Regions from separate parts of the Homo sapiens genome. Here region 1 is linked to region 2. The links are chromatin loops, found by intact Hi-C in ENCODE. Cell type or tissue: endothelial cell of umbilical vein. All regions are shown on one strand. Each heading gives the region's core, and the rest is flanking DNA. Links, peaks and the distances in the headings are about the cores only. Region 1 overlaps ZNF81 (zinc finger protein 81). Region 2 has its middle 14 kb from the start of SPACA5.

Region 1 (2,921 bases), core at 328-2,827, 170 kb after region 2:
CAATTTATAATGATATACATTCATATATATTTGCATTTTTTCCATTTAGAAAATAGAAACAAAAACTGATGTCAAAACATTTTTGAAGAAAATGTTAACACATTAACGGGAAATGCAAAGATTACTTGAAAAAAGCAAACATACTCAATTCTTTTTTTTTTTTTTTTTTTTTTTTTTTGAGGCAGAGTCTCACTATGTCACCCAGGCTGGAGTGCAGTGGCGTGATCTCGGCTCACTGCAACCTCCACCTCCTGGATCCAAGTGATTCTTGTGCCTCAGCCTCCTGGGTAGGTGGGATTACAGGCGTGCACCATCACGCCTGGCTAATTTTTGTATTTTTAGTAGACACAGAGTTTCACTGTGTTGGCCAGGCTGGTCTCAAACTCCTGACCTCAAGTGATCCACCTGCCTCGGCTTCTCTAAGTGCTGGTATTACAGGCATAAGCCACCACACCCAGCCCATACTCAATTCTTTAGTAGGAAATCTGAATTATCATAAAGAAGCAAATGGCCCTATCTTAGATATAAGTTTAATGCAAGTTTATTTACAATGGCAATATAATTATTTTTAAATTTGGTAAGTAAATTATAAATTGTGTACAAAAAAGAAAACAATCAAGAAAACAGTAAATTCCTGAAAAAAAGGGTAATCAGAGACAGCCCTACCATCTATTAGAAGAAATAACAAATATAGAGGAATTAGAATAATAAAGATTATGACTATTAGCTCAATGGAACAGGATAAGGTCCAGAAATATACCCAATATACTCAGAGTTATATCTTGGAATGTATGTATAGGCATACATGGTTTCATTGCACTTTACTGCACTTCAGAGATATTGTGTTTCTCGTAAACTGCAGGTTTGTGGCAACCCTGATAGAGCAAGTCTATTGGGACCATCTGTACAACAGCATGTGCTTACTTCATGTCTCTGTGTCAGATTTTGGTAATCCTCACAATATTGTAAACATTTTCATTATTATTATATCTGTTTCTTCTCTTTTTTTTAAGGTGGAAGATTTGGGGGTTTTTTTATTTTTATTTAATTAATTAATTAATTTATTTATTTTTTTGATTGTTAGAATTTTTTTTATTATACTTTAAGTTTTAGGGTACATATTTTTTTAGTTTGAGACAGAGTCTCACTGTGTCGCCCATGCTGGAGTGCAGTGGCATGATCTCGGCTCACTGCAACCTCTGCCTCCCGGGTTCAAGCAATTCTCTGCTTCAGCCTCCCGAGTAGCTAGGATTATAGGCACCTGCCACCACACCCGGCTAATATTTTGTATTTTTAGTAGAGACGGGGTTTCACCATCTTGGCCAGGCTGGTCTCGAACTCCTGACCTCGTGATCTGCCCACCTTGGCCTCCCAAAGTGCTGAGATTACAGGCGTGAGCCGCCGCGCCCGGCCTATTATTATATCTGTTATGGTACTCTGTGATCAGTGATCTTTGATGTTACTATTGTCGTTGTCTCAGGGCACCACGAACCATGCGCATAGAAGATGGTGAACTGAATTGATAAATGCTGTGTGTGATCTGACTGCTCCACCTACTGGCCCGTTCCCTGTCTCTCCCTCTCCTCGGGCCTCCCTATTCCCTGAGACACAACAATATTGAAATTAGGCCAATTAATAACCCTCAGTGGTCTCTAAGTGTTCAAGTGAAAGGAAGAGTCACATGTCTCTCCCTTTAAATCAAAAGCTAGACATGATTGAGCTTATTGAGGAAGGCCTGTTGAAAGCCAAGCTAGGCTAAAAAGCTAGGCTTCTTGCACCAGTCAGACAAGTTGTGAATGCAAAGGAAAAATTCTTAAAGGAAATTAAAAGTCCTACTCCAGTGAACACATGAAAGATAAGAAAGTGAAACAGGTTTATTGCTGATATGGAGAAAGTTTGAGTGGTCTGGAAAGAAGACCAAACCAGCCACAACATTCCCTTAATTAAACCAAAGCCTACTCAAAAGCACAAGACCTGAACTCTCTTCAATTCTGCGAAGCTTGAGAGAGGTGAGGAAGCTGCTGAAGCAAAGTTTGAAGCTAGCAGAGGTTGGTTCGTGAGGCTTAAGGAAAGAAGCCATCTCCATAACATAAAAGTACAAGGTGAAGTAGCAAGTGCTCAAGTGCTAACATAGAAGCTGTATGCAGCAAGTTATCCAGAAGATCTAGCTAAAATCATTGATGAAGATGGCTACACTAAACAACAGATTTTCAATGCAGATTAAACAGCCTTATATTGGAAGAACATGCCAGCTAGGACTTTCATAGCTAGAGAAGAGAAGTAAATGCCTGAAGTAAATGCCTGGCTTCAAACCTTCAAAGGACAGGCTGACTCTCTTGTTAGGGATTAATGCAGCTGGTTACTTTAAGTTGAAGCCAGCCAGCCATGGTGGCTCACACCAGTAATCCCAGCACTTTGGGAGGCTAAGGTGGGAGGACTGCTCGAGGCCAGGAGTTTGAGATCAGTCCTGGCAACAGAGCAAGACCCCATCTCTTAAAAAAAAAAATTTAAAAATTAGCCAGGCATGGTGGCACATGCCTGTAGTCCCAGCTACTCAGGAGGCTGAGGTAGGATTGTTTGAGCCCAGGACCTCAAGGTTACAGTGAGCTATGATAACGTCACTGCACTCCAGCTTGACTGACACAATGAGACCCTGTCTCAAACAAACAAACAACAACAAAAAAGGTGAAGCCAATGCTCATTTACCATTCTGTAAATCCTAAGATCCTTAAGAATTATGCCAAATCGGCCGGGCACGGTGGCTCACGCCTGTAACCCCAGCACTTTGGGGGGCCAAGGCAGGCAGATCACGAGGTTAAGAGATCGAGACCATCCTGGCCAACATGGTGAAACCCTGTCTCTACTAAAAATACAAAAATTAGCTGGGCGTGGTGGCGTGTGTCTGTAGTCCCAGCTACTCG
Region 2 (2,921 bases), core at 180-2,679:
CAGTCATGGTTACAAAATTCTCACAGCCCCTGGCTCCCTTTGGGGTTCCAGCAAAGGGCTAACTGCAAAAGTCCCTGGATTACCTGCTTGGGCTGCCATAATAAAATGCCACAGACTGGACGGGTTAAACCAGAAGTTTATTTGGCATAGTTCTGGAGGCTGGGAGAAGTCCAAGATGAAGGGGCCAGCTGATTTGGTTCCTGGTGAGGGTTCTCTATAAAGAAAGCCATAAGGCTTGCAGACAACTGCCTTCTTACTGTGTTTTCACATCACCTCTTTTTTGTGCAAATGGAGAGAGAGTGAGCAAACTCTTGGACGTCTGTTTTTATAAGGGCACTAATCCCATTAGACCAAGGCCCCACCCTCATGACCTCATATAGCCTTAATTACCTCCCAAAGGCCCCATCCTCAAATACCATCACATTGACAGTTTGGGCTTCAACGTATGAATGGGGGGGGGGGGGGGGAAGGGGCGCAATTCAGTCTATAGTAGTCCCTAATGTATTTACACATTCTGAGATAAGACCTATCTCTATCTGTCCTGATTGATGACTCAAGGATGACTCTTTTGCTTACCTGCCTCTATACAACCCGAGGTCTCTTTCCTTGTCTTTGGGATGTTCCTCATTAAGAAAAGTTTTCCCTATTGCAATAAGCTGAAAGGGCTCACCTGTGCATTTTCTTTCAGGTGATCAATTGGTAGAATATGATTAATAGGGGAGAGTGTTTGAGGTCCGGAACCTGATCACTGTCTGTCTCCTGTTTATTCCCCTAGGCCTCAGGGAGGCCTCATAGGACTGGGACCCTGGAATCTCCGCCCTCTCAAATCTCTCTGCAACAGTTTCCCAGGAGGAGGATGGAATGTAGTCCTGGCGGGGTCGCGATCAGATCTGTCTTCTCACCTAGTCTCCGACTAATATTCCACCTCACCTGGGCCCCTTTATCCCTGGGCTTATGTCTCCAACTCTCCCTGCGCCTATGTTTACCAATGTCACTTTCTTCACGTTTCTTTCTCCGTGGGCAGATTGTACCACACCTCCCTATTTGCACCAGTGGTATCTCCCACAACGGACTGTACCAACCTGAGCCTTCGCCACCGCTAGCTTAATAGTATCTATCTCCCTACTGTTATTTTCTTGAGAGGAGTACCAGCTCCACACGTTCTCCCCATCTCCCCACTGATACTGACCGGTGGAGGAATGTATTATCACCGGCTCTGCATCCTTTTTCCCCGGTAATAGGTACCAGGGATGTCCGTACCATTTCAGGCGTCCCCCGTCTCCGCAGTGGTATCTCCCGGCGGAGGGGTCTGTGGTCCTGAACTCAACATTTTTACATACCCGTTCTCTTGAAACCCCCCCAAACACGCCCATAATTTGCCCGTCACTAGCTTTGCACAAAGGGCCCCACTTTTATCGCCAAGTTTTCAAAGTCCTCTCGGAGTTCTATCTTTTCCAAACTTTAAAAGGCATATTACTCTCCTGTACGGAATGGTAAGGGCTGTAAAGATGCCTGCTCCCTTGACAAGCTGGTTTACTGGCACGGCCATTTTTCTTGCCAGCCAAATACGTACAATCATTGCAGTTAAGGAACAAAAAAGTTTTGGTGTTCTATAGCACTGCTTAATAACTATAGTTAGCAATAATTTATTGTACATTTTCAAATACCTAGAAGAGAGGATTTTGAATATTCCCAACGCAAAGAAATGATAAATATTTGAGGTGATGCACATGCTAATTACCCTGATTTGATCATTACACATTGTATGCATGTATTGAAATACCACTCTGCACCCTACAAATATGTACAATTAAAAAAATTTAATCATTAAATTAAAGAAAACCACAGAACAACTTTGGCTGCTAGCACCGACGGCTTTGGGAACGGTACTGCGCATGAGCAAGTATAGTGACTGGCAGTACCTAATTAATGCAGGATAAAGGTCGGAAAAAGGTGGCTGTCAGAGGAAGTTGTGACTGATTTTGGAAACACAAGGGGACCTTGCCTGAATAAGCATTCGGATCTTAACATCAGAGCAGGGTATGAGGCGGGGCAGAGAGTTTACATCGAACGGAAGTGAGAGGGCTGGTGGTCTGCGGACAGAGTCGTCATTTAACCTCTTTGTGCCTTAGTTTCTCTAACTGTAAAATAGGGATGATGATGTTAATGATAATAATAATAATACCTGCCTTGTATGGTTGTTGTGTAGATCAATTGAGTCAATATAAGTGTTTACAACAATGCCTAGCACATACGTAAGTCTTATATATGAGTTTAATATTATTATTATACTATTATTAATACCATAAAATGGATACATATAAACACATAAAATGGAATAGGGAAGTAGAGCAAAACCAAGGCCAGGTTGAAATGTCTATATGTAGATCATAGGATTCTACATAATTATGTTGAGCTACAGTTATTTTTCTGAGCTTCCTAGAAGCCACAACATAGAGGGGGAAAAAAGCTCATTTGCTTTATTTATCTCACCCATACAGAGAAAGTAAGCCACTTCCTCAGAAGCAAAGATTTCTTTGATAAGACAGTTCTCTGATGCGTCAGCCAAGTCCCTTATCAGCAATCTTGTGATAAATACAGAGATAGGATTGCTCTGCTGTGACTTAAAATATGTCTGCATGTCAACCAAAGGTGTCCTGCTAAAGCAGAACTAAAAATATGTGACTCTTCAGGAAATCAAAGCCATGTCTGCACAAATAGCTCTTATGTTCTGGCTCAATATATGGACCTTGATCATCAGGAAGAATCAGTAAACCTCATGCCCTTCAAATTCTTTTCTGATCTATATGTAGTTTTTCCACATCTGGGGTTTCAGAACAGCCTGAGCAACCCAAAGGTCTGCCCTTTTCCTTTTTAGGCTCAGAATTCATGATGTCCCTAAGCATGTTCAGTACTTTCCC

What was found. Hi-C counts contacts between places; a loop is a spot of excess contacts. Peaks named below come from ENCODE experiments on the same cell type or tissue, not always from the same donor. Only the 100,000 strongest peaks of a DNase experiment are listed, where the experiment ranks them.
Region 1: it touches region 2 in a loop (11-fold over the local background); 52 of 110 quality-filtered maps call a loop at or near these places.

Annotation. Positions count from the first base shown.
Region 1 is chrX:47,853,306-47,856,226 of GRCh38, reverse strand. All of the region lies in intron 2 of ZNF81 (zinc finger protein 81), which reads right to left. Among named protein-coding and RNA genes, the nearest start is that of ZNF81, 18 kb to the right of the region's middle. In endothelial cell of umbilical vein, for the core only: no CTCF peak of the experiment used is centred there; no DNase peak of the experiment used is centred there.
Region 2 is chrX:48,019,702-48,022,622 of GRCh38, reverse strand. No RefSeq gene overlaps it. Among named protein-coding and RNA genes, the nearest start is that of SPACA5, 14 kb to the right of the region's middle. RefSeq lists a silencer at 1,494-1,543. In endothelial cell of umbilical vein, for the core only: no CTCF peak of the experiment used is centred there; DNase peaks (open chromatin) are centred at 1,062 and 1,302; H3K4me3 peaks cover 823 bases; H3K27ac peaks cover 867 bases.